Regions from separate parts of the Homo sapiens genome. Here region 1 is linked to region 2. Evidence: chromatin contacts called from ENCODE Hi-C or POLR2A ChIA-PET data. All regions are on one chromosome and are shown on one strand. The core of a region is the stretch at or near the end of the contact, and the rest is flanking DNA. Distances in the headings are between cores, read along the strand shown.

Region 1 (5,441 bases), core at 2,365-4,864, 36 kb after region 2:
CAACTGAAGCAGCAGCAGTGGAGGGGGTAGGATCTCCAGCTGCTGCAAGTCCACCAGCCCTTACATTGCAGATGGGGTTCCCGATGCTGACATTGGCTAGGGCCTTTGCAAACACGCCAGGCCAGAAAGGTTCAACATTTACACCAGCTGCTTTAATGAGGGCATTGATTTTATCATTATGCAGAATGAGGGCCGAGTAGATGTAGGCGAGCTCGGAGAGGGAGGCCATGGCACGGGTGTGTGTGGGGCTGGCGCTGCTGGATGAGGTGCTAATCGCCGGATGAAGTGAGGCTCTCACCCCAATGTGGCCTTAGCTTCCTTGGAATGACCAAGCACCTTGGCAGCAGCTGAGGAAAGGGCAGTTTTTAAGGTTCTTTAAAAATTTATCGGCCCGGCATGGTGGCTCATACCTGTAATTCTAACACTGGGAGGCCGAGGCAGGCGGATTGCCTGAGCTCAGGAGTTCGAGACCAGCCTGGGCAACACGGTGAAACCCCGTCTATACTAAAATACAAAAAATCAGCTGGGCATGGCAGTGTGTGCCTGTGGTCCCAGCTACTTGAGAGCCTGAGGCAGGAGAATTGCTTGAACCCGGGAGACGGAGGTTGCAGTGAACGAAGATCATGCAACTGCACTCCAGACTGGGCACAGAGCTAGACTCCATCTCCAAAAATATAATAAAAAATTATCTAAGATGACTCTGAACCTTTCTGGCTATCCAAATCAAGATGTGCAAACTGTTCTTAGGTATGTATTCTTTTAGTTTATGCTCTCATCAAACCAGCATATCTTGCAGTAATTCTTCCTGCTTAGCCTAATAATATTTTTTCTACTTGCCAGTGGGTAGGACTTACACTAATAACCATCCACCTCTCTGTTATAGTAGTTTAAGCATTTATCCTCACTAGTAACCTTTCTTTATTAAAATCAGTTTTCATAACCTAAAATATTCTGCAATATGACAAATCTTAGGGGATAAAATAGGCTGGATTGGTTTGAGTTTAAACAAATTGGATTTACACTCTTGAGCTGCATGTAATAGATGGTGAAACATAAATGGGACACATATCAGTTGTGCAGTATATAGTGATGTTGAGCATTTTTTCATTACTTGACCTTTGCATGTGTTCTTTTGAGAAATGTCTACTAAGATCTTTCACCTTTTAAGACAGTGTCTCGCTGTGTTGCCTGGGCTGGGAGTGCAGTGGCACAGTCATGGTTCACTGCAGCCTCGACCTTCCAGGCTCAAGCGATCTTCCTGCCTGAGGATCCATCATGCTTAGCACCACACTGGTCTCGAACTCCTGGGCTCAAGCAATCCTCCTGCCTCAGCCTCCCAAAGTGCTGGTATTATAGGCATGAGCCACCACACCCAGTCATTTTACCCAGTTTTAAATCAGATTGGTCATTTTTCACTGTTCTTTATGTAGTCTGGTTTTTAACCCCTTGTCAGATATATATTTTGCAGATGTTTTGTCCCATTCTGTAGGTTGTCTCTTCACTCTTGTTTCCTTTGCTGTGCAAAAGCCTGTCAGTTTGATGTAATCCCATGTGTTTATTTTTGCTTTTGTTGGCCTGTTTTGCTGAGGTCTTATTTTAAAAATCCTTGGGCCAGGCAAAGTGGCTCACACCTGTAATCCCAGCACTTTGGGAGGCTTGAGTGGGTGAATCACATAAGCATAGGAGTTCAAGACTAGCCTGGGCAACATGGCAAAACCCCATCTCTATAAAAAATTTAAAAATTAGGCTGGGCGCGGTGGCTCACGCCTGTAATTCCAGCACTTTGGGAGGCCAAGGCGGTCAGATCATGAGGTCAGGAGATCAAAACCATCCTGGCCCACATGGTGAAATGCTGTCTCTACTAAAAATACAAAAATTAGCTGGGCGTTGTGGCACATGCCTGTAATCCCAGCTACTCGGGAGGCTGAGGCAGGAGAATCGCTTGAACCAGGGAGTCGGAAGATGCAGTGAGCTGAGATCGCACCGCTGCACTCCAGCCTGGTGACAGAGTGAGACTCTGTCTCAAAAAAAAAGAAAATTTTTAAAATTAGGCAGGCATGGTAGTGCACACCTGTGGTCCCAGCTATTGGGAGGCTGGGGTGGGAAGATCACCTGGGCCCACGATTGATTGAGGTTGAGGCTGCAGTGAGCCGTGATTGTGCCACTGCACTCAACCTTGAGTGACAGAGTGAGAACCTCCGTCTCAAAAAAAAAAAAAACCTTGCCCAGCCCAATGTTGTAGAGTATTTCTGTATGTTTTCTAGTAGTTTTGTAGTTTCAAGTTACATTTAATCCTAATCCATTCTGAGTTGATTTTTGTGTATGGTGAGAGGTAGGGGTCTAGTCTCATTCTTCTTCATGGGGATGTTCAATTTCCCCAGCACTGTTTATTGAAGAGACTGTCTTTTCCCTCGTGTGTGTTCTTGGCACCTTTGTTGAAAATCGGTTGACTGTAGGTGGCATACGCAATATATAAAGAGGAAAATCAGCCACGGACCAATACAGAATGTTAATTTGAAGTGATTATTTTTTAATTACTGAATAATTGTTCAGTTCAACGTATTTTCTAGTATGTGTCAAATTTGTGTCACAAACATCTTCATTTTTAATTGCTCATTATAAGAATGATGTTCTACTCAAAAAGGAATTTGTTTTATTTTGTTTTGTTTTGTCTTGTTTTTTGGAGACAAGGTATTGCTTTGTTGCCCTGACTGGAGAGCCGTGGTGCAATCACAGCTCACTGCAGCTTCGATCTCCTGGGTTCAAGTGATCCTCCTGCCTCAGCCTTTCAAATAGCTGGGACCACAAGTACATGTGACCACGCCCAGCTTGCTTATTTATTTATTTATTTATTTATTTATTTATTTATTTATTGAGATGGAATCTTGCTCTGTCACCCAGGCTGGAGTGGAGTGGCATCATCTCTGTTTGCCGCAACCTCTGCCCCCGGATTCAAGCAATTCTCCTGCCTCAGCCTCCCAAGTAGCTGGGATTACAGGCGCACACCACCATGCCTGGCTAATTTTTGTGTTTTTAGTAGAGAAGGTGTTTTACCATGTTGGCCAGGCTGGTCTTGAACTCCTGACCTCAAGTGATCCACCTGCCTCGGACTCCCAAAGCGCTGGGATTACAGGCATGAGCCACTACACTTGGCCAAATTTTTTTATTTTTTGTAGAGACCGGAATTTACTATGTTGCCCAGGCTGGTCTCAAATTCCTGGGCTCAAGTGATCCTCCTGCCACATCCTCCCAAAGTGCTAGGATTACAGGCATGAGCCACTGTGCCAGGCCAGAAGGGGGATTTTTTTTAAAGCCCTGAAAATAGCTCTGAGCTGGACACTTTTTTTTTTTGATTTAGAGTCTCACTCTGTCACCCAGGTTGGAGTGCAGTGGCGCAGTCTCGGCTCACTGCAACCTTTGCCTCCTGGGTTCAAGTGATTCTCCTGCCTTGGCCTCCTGAGTAGCTGGGATTACAGGCACCCACCACCACACCTGTGAGCTGGACACTCTTAACTGCTACTGTAACTGCCGAGAGTTACTATGAAGTTAGCAAAACATTGTTACATCAGAGCAGCGTTGTCATCATAATTAGACTAGTGAGTTAGTGAAGTTTTAGATGAGTATTCCATCCATTGCTGTCAGGAATGGCTTCAGGGAAAGATACTTGTCCTACTTTGCCTAAACTCACTAACAACTGCTCTGATGAGAGTCTCTATAAATCTGCTAATAAGTAAGGATTTATGGGATTCTGGGGTTTTTTGTTTGCTTGTTTTGCAACCTGGGAGCCACAAAGATACGGTCAATAACTTTGTGTTCCCCTTTGGCATCTATACAGAAAGCTTTATGTTCCAGAGGGAAATATGTGTGCAGGGAAAGCAAATCTGACCTGAGTGTAGAGCATACATAAATTCAGAAGCCAATATAGTTTCTGTTTTTTGTGGCTGGCCAGACATTTCCTTTAGGCAGTCGGTAGGCCTGAGGCAAATCTAGGTGCCTTGCCTTTTCCCTTAAAGTCAAGTTAAAATGGGCAGGGTGCAGTGGCTCACGGCTGTAATGTCAACAGTTTGAGAGGCCAAGGTGGGTGGTTCACTTGAGGTCAGGAATTCGAGACCAGCCTGACCAACATGGCAAAACCCCAGCTGGGCATGATAATGCACTCCATCTCATTAAAAAAAAAAAAAAAAAAAAAAAAAAAAGTCAGATTAAAATGGACATTGTGGGCAAATTGTAAAGGACAGCATGCAGTTAGAATTACAGATACCTGGCCCTGACTTGATCTTGCTGATACATGGGTACTTAAATGGTTATCTTTTAGCTGAGTTTCAATGGCACAGCCGTCTGTCCTGCAACAGCAGGGGACCAAACATGAATGCACAACTGCCTCCAGTGCCTGGAATGATGCTAAAATGATTGTATTTGGCTCACAAGATGTCTTCTTGCTTTCCTAATCATCAGGTATGAAGAGATTCATTTGCCACGATTTTCATTAAAGCAAGGGATGATCCCAAGACGTTATGTCATGCCTTGGAAAGAAAACATGATATTCAGGAATGTGAATCTGAAGGTATTTCCCCATAAGCACACATAAGGAAAAAAAACAAAAACAAAAACATTAAGCCGGATGCGGTGACTTGTGCCAATAATCCTAGCACTTTGGGAGACCGAGGCGGGTGGATCACTTGAGGTCAGGAGTTCGAGACCAGCCTAGCCAACTGGCGGAACCCCATCTCTACTAAAAATATGAAAATTAGCTGGGCATGGTGGCGGGCAGTTGTAATCCCAGCTACTCGGGAGGCTGAGGCATGAGAATCTCTTGAACCCGAGAGGCAGAGGTTGCAGTAAGCCAAGATTGCGCCACTGCAATCTAGCCTGGGCAACAGAGCTAGACTCTGTCTCTAAATAAATAAATAAATTTTACATATATATATATATATATATATATAATTTAGTATGTCTGTGATAGACGTGTGTAACTATACAAAAACTATTTTGATGTACTGTCACAAACTTGCAAACAAATGTTAAATAGTAATATCTGTTTAAATAACCTAATTATATACCGAAGAATTTCAGAAACTCTACATCATGCTATCTTGCAGTTGTTAAACTCATCATCAGAAGATGCCATTAATATTAAAGGTACACTACAAAGCATATATTTTTTAGATTATACTGCATATTCAGATAGAGAGGCATGGGAATATTTTGGCTAGTTTACACATGATTTACCCATTCAATGCTCCTGTTCAGTCAGCAGTTTTATTTATTTATTCCTTTTTTTCTTTTTGGAGACAGGGTCTCGCTCTGTCATCCAGGCTGGAGTGCAGTGGCGTGATCACAGCTCACTGCAGCCTCATCTGCTGAGCTCAATTGATCCTCCTGCCTCAGTCTCCCAAGTAGCTGGGATTACAGGTGCACATCACCACACCTTGCTAGCTTTT
Region 2 (5,437 bases), core at 159-2,658:
CAACTGGAGAGGTCTCAGGTCAACAATGAAAGGGAAAATCAAGGCACAGCTAAAAAGGCCTCCAAGAGCCTAATGATCAGATACCACACGGAAATCAGGATGAAACACCGAGGTCTGAGGAGCAATTAAAATTATCTGTATCTCCTACAGCCACTGATTACCAAAAGACGTGTTCCCTCTACCAAGGCAGGTTCATTATATAATATACAACGTCCAACAAAGTTTGTTAACTGTTACATAACATCCTCCTATAAAAAACTTTCTTTTAAAAAAAAATCTGGGCGATAATAACCTTACCTTTCCATTGTATTCTATAAAACATTGTTTTGAGCAGTAATGGGTATCAGGCGCGGTGTTAAGCCCTGGGCAATGGAGAAATGCTGAAAATCCAGTCCTCAAAGGAGTTCACAGCCCAACGTACAACATGGCAAGATTTCGGCACGTCCAAGCTTGCAAACTCCCAAAGAATTCAGGAAGGAAGATAACTTAAAACTACACTGAAGAACGTTACCTGCGGTGCACGTCACAGCTGAAGAGCCAGAGTTAAGCTCTAAATTAAGATCAGTTGCACCGCTCAGTGTGCCACATTTCTCACAAGACCATAGATCCCAAGACCATAAGGTTTTAATTTTTTTTTTTTTTTTTTTTTTTGAGACGGAATTTCGCTCTTGTTGCTCAGGCTGGAGTGCAATGGCACGATCTCGGCTCACTACGACCTCCACCTCCCGGGTTCAAGCGATTCTCCTGCCTCAGCCTCCCTAGTAGCTGGGATTACAGGCATGCGCCACCACGCCCGGCTATTTTGTATTTTTTTTAGTAGAGACAAGGTTTCTCCATGTCGGTCAGGCTGGTCTTGAACTCGCTACCTCAGGTGATCCGCCCGCCTAGGCCTCCCAAAGTGCTGGGATTACAGGGGTGAGCCACCGCGCCCGGTAGACCATAATGTTTTAAATATGCGCGGGAAGTTTAGCCCCTACAGCTCCAAAATGACGTCGATTCTGCATAGCACACAAGGACCTAAAATCTAAGTTTTTGTTTTAAAGGCACCCTACACGAGAAAACTTTTACTGTGGAGCTTCAAAATCTCCCATGCTACTACCGCATCCAGCGCCAGCGGGGAGTCGGTAGGTCAGTGCCCGCCCGGCCTCCTCGAGCGAGCCCCGGCGGCTGCAGAGATTTCTTGAGCGCCCGCGTACCTCTCCCCGGCCTCCCCAGCTTCCATTATACACGCCCTCGTTTTCCTCGCGGAGCCCCAGCTCTTTCAGCCACGCATACTGGGGCTGATTGATGAGGAGAGTGGACATGAAGGCGGCAGGCCTGCTCCAAGGTCCAGAGAGCTTGCTGGTCTTTGCAGCGTGCACACACAGCGCGCGAGGAAGGCGCCACATACTGAGCCCGGGACTCGGGATGAGCCCAAGGCCCTGAGAGCTGCTGAAATAGAGCCCCGCCCCCCGCCCGGGAGAACCCATTGGGCAGACCCGACCCCTCCCACTGGGCACGACCCCGCCACCGCCCCGTCTGCCCCTGGTCTTCCGGAGGAGCCTGCGGCTGAATCCTGCCTGGAACAATGGGAGTGCTACAGGGAGGAGTGGGCTGCTGCCATCTGGTGAAAGACTCCGGGAGCCACAGTTCCAGCTGGGAATTCTTTTCAGCAAAATATTGGCGCTGAAGTACAGTAGGCTATAGCAGGGGTTCTGAAACTGTAAAATGCGTGTAATGACCTGGTCGTCGTGGTAAATGCACATTCTGATTCAGTAAGTCTGGGCTAGGGTCGGAGAGCCGACATTCCTAACCAGCTCCTCAGCGATGGTGACGCCTCTTGTCCCTGGAGTAGGCAACGGAGGGTTTGTATTGGGGGGCGGGGGAAGGGTTGGTTGTTTTCACTGTTTTGGTAGATTACAAATTAAAGTTTTCTAATTAATGATAAATATTAGATTGCTGCATTTCCTCTATAAATATCCTGCCTGGGTATATTCTTACTTTTTTTTTTTTTTTTTTTTTTTGGAAACGGAGTTTCGCTCTTCTTGCCCAAGCTAGAGTGCAACGGCGCGATCTCGGCTCACTGCAACCTCCGCCTACCGGGTTCAAGCGGATTCTCTTGCCTCAGCCTCCTGAGTAGCTGGGATTACAGGTGTGCACCACCACACCCGGCTAATTTTTTGTATTTTTAGGACAAACGGGGTTTCACCATGTTAGTCAGGCTGGTCTGGAACTCCTGACCTGAGATGATCTGCCCGCCTCAGCCTCCGAAAGTGCTGGGATTAGAGACATGAGCCACTGCGCCCGGCCTCTTACTTTTTTTTTTTTAAGATGGAGTCTCGCCCTATCGCCCAGGCTGGAGTGCAATGGCACGATCTCCACTCACTGCAACTTCAACCTCCCAGGTTCAAGTGATTCTCCTGCCTCAGCCTCCCCAGTAGCTGGGATTACAGGTGCACACCACCACACCAGCTAATTTTTGTATTTTTAGTAGAGACGGGGTTTCTCCCTGTTGGCCAGGCTGCTCTCGAACTCCTGACCTCGTGATCTGCCCGCCTCTGCCTCCCAAAGTGCTGGGATTACAGGCGTGAGCCACTGTGTCCGGCCTATTCTTACATTTTTTTTTTTTTTTTGAGACGTAGTCTCGCACTGTTGCCAGGGCTGGAGTCCAGTGGCGCAATCTCGGCTCACTGCAACCTCCGCCTCCCGGGTTCACGCGATTCTCCTTGCCTCAGCCTCCTGCGTAGCTGGGATTACAGGCGCCCACCACCACGCTTGGCCAATTTTTTGTATTTTGAGTAGAGAAGGGGTTTCACTATGTTGGCCAGACTGGTCTCGAATTCCTGACCTCGTGATCCGCCCACCTCAGCCTCCCAAAGTGCTGGGATTACAGGTGTGAGCCACCACGCCCAGCTCTTACTCTTAAAGAATAAAGACAGTTTTGATCAATTTCTTTCATTCTCCATTTCTGTCTTCCTACAATATCCTTTCCATTCATGCATGCCCCATCTCATTTCACAACAACTGGGCCTACCCTGTAAAACGGAAATACTAATATCTCAATCATCATTATTTGAACATGAGTTTAAAATATGCTTGCCCACGCTAGAGTGCAGTGGCAGGATCATGGCTTACTGAAGCCTCGACCTCCGAGGCTCTAGTGATCCTCCTACCTCAACCTCCCAAGTAGCTGGGACTACAGGCATGCCATCACACCCAGCTAATTTTTGAGGATTTTTTGTAGAGACAGGGTTCCCCCATGTTGCCCAGGCTGGTCCGCACCTCCTCGGCTCAAGGGATCTGCCTTGCGCCTCCCAAAGAGCTGGGATTACAGGCTTGAGCCACCACTCCTGGCCCCTTTCATCTCTGCATTCAAACATAAGCTTTATCTCTTCCACCCTTATAGTACAAATGATTTGAACAAACACTCTGCATGTATCAAGCAGCTACCAGAAACTGCAGTTAGTACTAGGCATACATGAATGATGCTTCCTTTTGTAAATGCTACAGTTTTTTCCTGTTAGGGCAAGGACCATCTCTGACTCATCTTTGCATTGCTCCACAGTTCCTAGCATTGTTCCAAGTTTACGCTCACTTACATGAGTATATGAACAAATGAACCAATGAATAACACCGTCGAAGGAGTTGCAATGCCCTATCTGACATTGGTAATCTCTATCAACAACCCTGCTGCTGTCTTCCATCTACACGGAGGACCATGGTGCTAATTTTTCTAATTTTAATTCTCAGACTTTATTTATTTATTTATTTATTTATTTAGAGACGGAGTCTCACTCTGTCCCCAGGCTGGAGTGCAGTGGTGCAATCTTGGCTCACCACAACCTCCGCCTCCCGGGTTCAAGTGATTCTCCTGCCTCAGCCTCCTGAGTAGCTGGGACTACAGGCACTCACCACCACACCTGGCTAATTTTTCAATTTTTAGTAGAGACAGGGTTTCACCACGTTGGCCAGGATGGTCTCGATCTCCTGACCTCGTGATCCGCCCGCCTTGGCCTCCCAAAGTGCTGGGATTACAGGCATGAGCCACCGCGCCCGGCTAATTCTCAGACATTTTAACTGATTCTCATCACTTTCTATCAGCCAACAAGATTATTTGTCCACATATCCCAAAACCACATTCTTCCTTCTCTTCTCTTCCATTCACTTCAACGAAATTAAAATACATAGAGGCACAAAGGATTAGGAGCAACACATAGTGTCATCAAGGAGTGTTGGCTGCCCTCTCTTCAAGTCAAGAAGAGAAGTGTGCCCATCCTTCTGAACCAATTCTGGCTGGCTGGGCACAGTGGCTCATAGCTGTAATCCCAGAACTTTGGGAGGCCAAGATGGAAGGATCACTTGAGTGATCAGAAGTTCGAGACCAGCCTGGCCAACGTGGTGAAACCCCATCTCTACTAAAAATACAAAAATTAGCTGGATGTGGTGGTACACGTCTATAGTCCCAGCTACTTGGGAGGCTGAGCCTGGAGAATCGCTTAAACCCAGGAGATGGAGGTTGCAGAGCGCCAAGATCATACCATTGCACTCCAGCCTGGGGGACAGAGCAAGACCCTGTCTCAAAAAATAAATAAGCCAATTCTGGGAATATAGGCACCAGCAACTGCTCACATTGAAAACAGGGATTGCATCCTTCTTCTACATCCTTTTTTCAAAACTCCTGTTAGCCCTGCTTAACAGGAGTTCAGGAAAAATCAGAAATGATGAATTGTAATGAGGTTGAGCAGGAAGAGACAGAATTAAATGAATCATATATGAAAGCACTTTGAAAACTGCAAAGCCCTGTAGAAATGAAAATGCAGTGGCTAAACTCAGGACACCTTAAAACAGTTCTGTATTAAAAGTGGCAGAGGAGCCAGGTGCTGTGGCTCACGCCTGTAGTTCCAGCACTTTGGGAGGCCAAGGAGGGTAGATCAGGAGTCAGGGTGGTCAGGAGTTCAAGACCAGCCTGGCCAACATGGTCAAACCCCGTCTCTACTAAAAATACAAAAATTAGCCGAGCCTGGTGGTGCATGCCTGTAATCCCAGCTACTCGGGAGGCTGAGGGATGAGACTCGCTTGAACCCAGGAGGCAGAGGCTGCAGTGAGCCGAGATTTTGCCACTGCACTGTAGCCTAGGAGACAGAGCAAAACTCTTGTCTCAAAAAGAAGAAAGAATTTAATAGACAGGAGGCCACCCATGCCACGTGGGAGACAGAGTTATTACTCAAATCAATCTCTTGGAGAATTCAGGGACTAGTGTTTTTCAAAGATAGTTTGGGGAAGGGATGGAGTGGCTAAGCAATGGGTTCTTGCTGCTTATTGGTTGGGGATGCAGTCATAGGGGTATGGGAAATTGTCCTCAAGCAGCTCGACAACTTCTGTGTGGGAACCCAGAAGCGGTTAGAGGTTCAGGTGGAACCATTGGTAGTCAGACATGCAAAATATCTGAAAAGATATC

Evidence for each region. Hi-C counts contacts between places; a loop is a spot of excess contacts on that map. ChIA-PET counts read pairs that join two places held with the same protein, here RNA polymerase II (POLR2A). Pooled maps may share reads with other maps.
Region 1: POLR2A ChIA-PET joins it to region 2 with 10 read pairs in Panc1. The contact joins the promoter of SPMIP10 here to the promoter of ALDH7A1 in region 2. A Hi-C loop is called at or near these places in 2 of 168 maps with a recorded cell type or tissue (Caco-2 and HepG2) and 4 of 50 pooled maps. POLR2A ChIA-PET finds 5 or more read pairs at or near these places in 17 of 52 experiments (A549, A673, B cell and 14 more).

The regions. Positions count from the first base shown.
Region 1 is chr5:126,628,091-126,633,531 of GRCh38, forward strand. SPMIP10 (sperm microtubule inner protein 10) reads left to right here and starts at 3,615. Exons shown (of 3, transcript NM_207408.3): 1 at 3,615-3,730; 2 at 4,456-4,564. The coding sequence starts at 3,645. It also overlaps the pseudogene RPLP1P7.
Region 2 is chr5:126,593,811-126,599,247 of GRCh38, forward strand. It overlaps ALDH7A1 (aldehyde dehydrogenase 7 family member A1), which reads right to left and starts at 1,409. Exons shown (of 18, transcript NM_001182.5): 1 at 1,197-1,409. The coding sequence starts at 1,388. RefSeq lists a silencer at 3,713-3,876.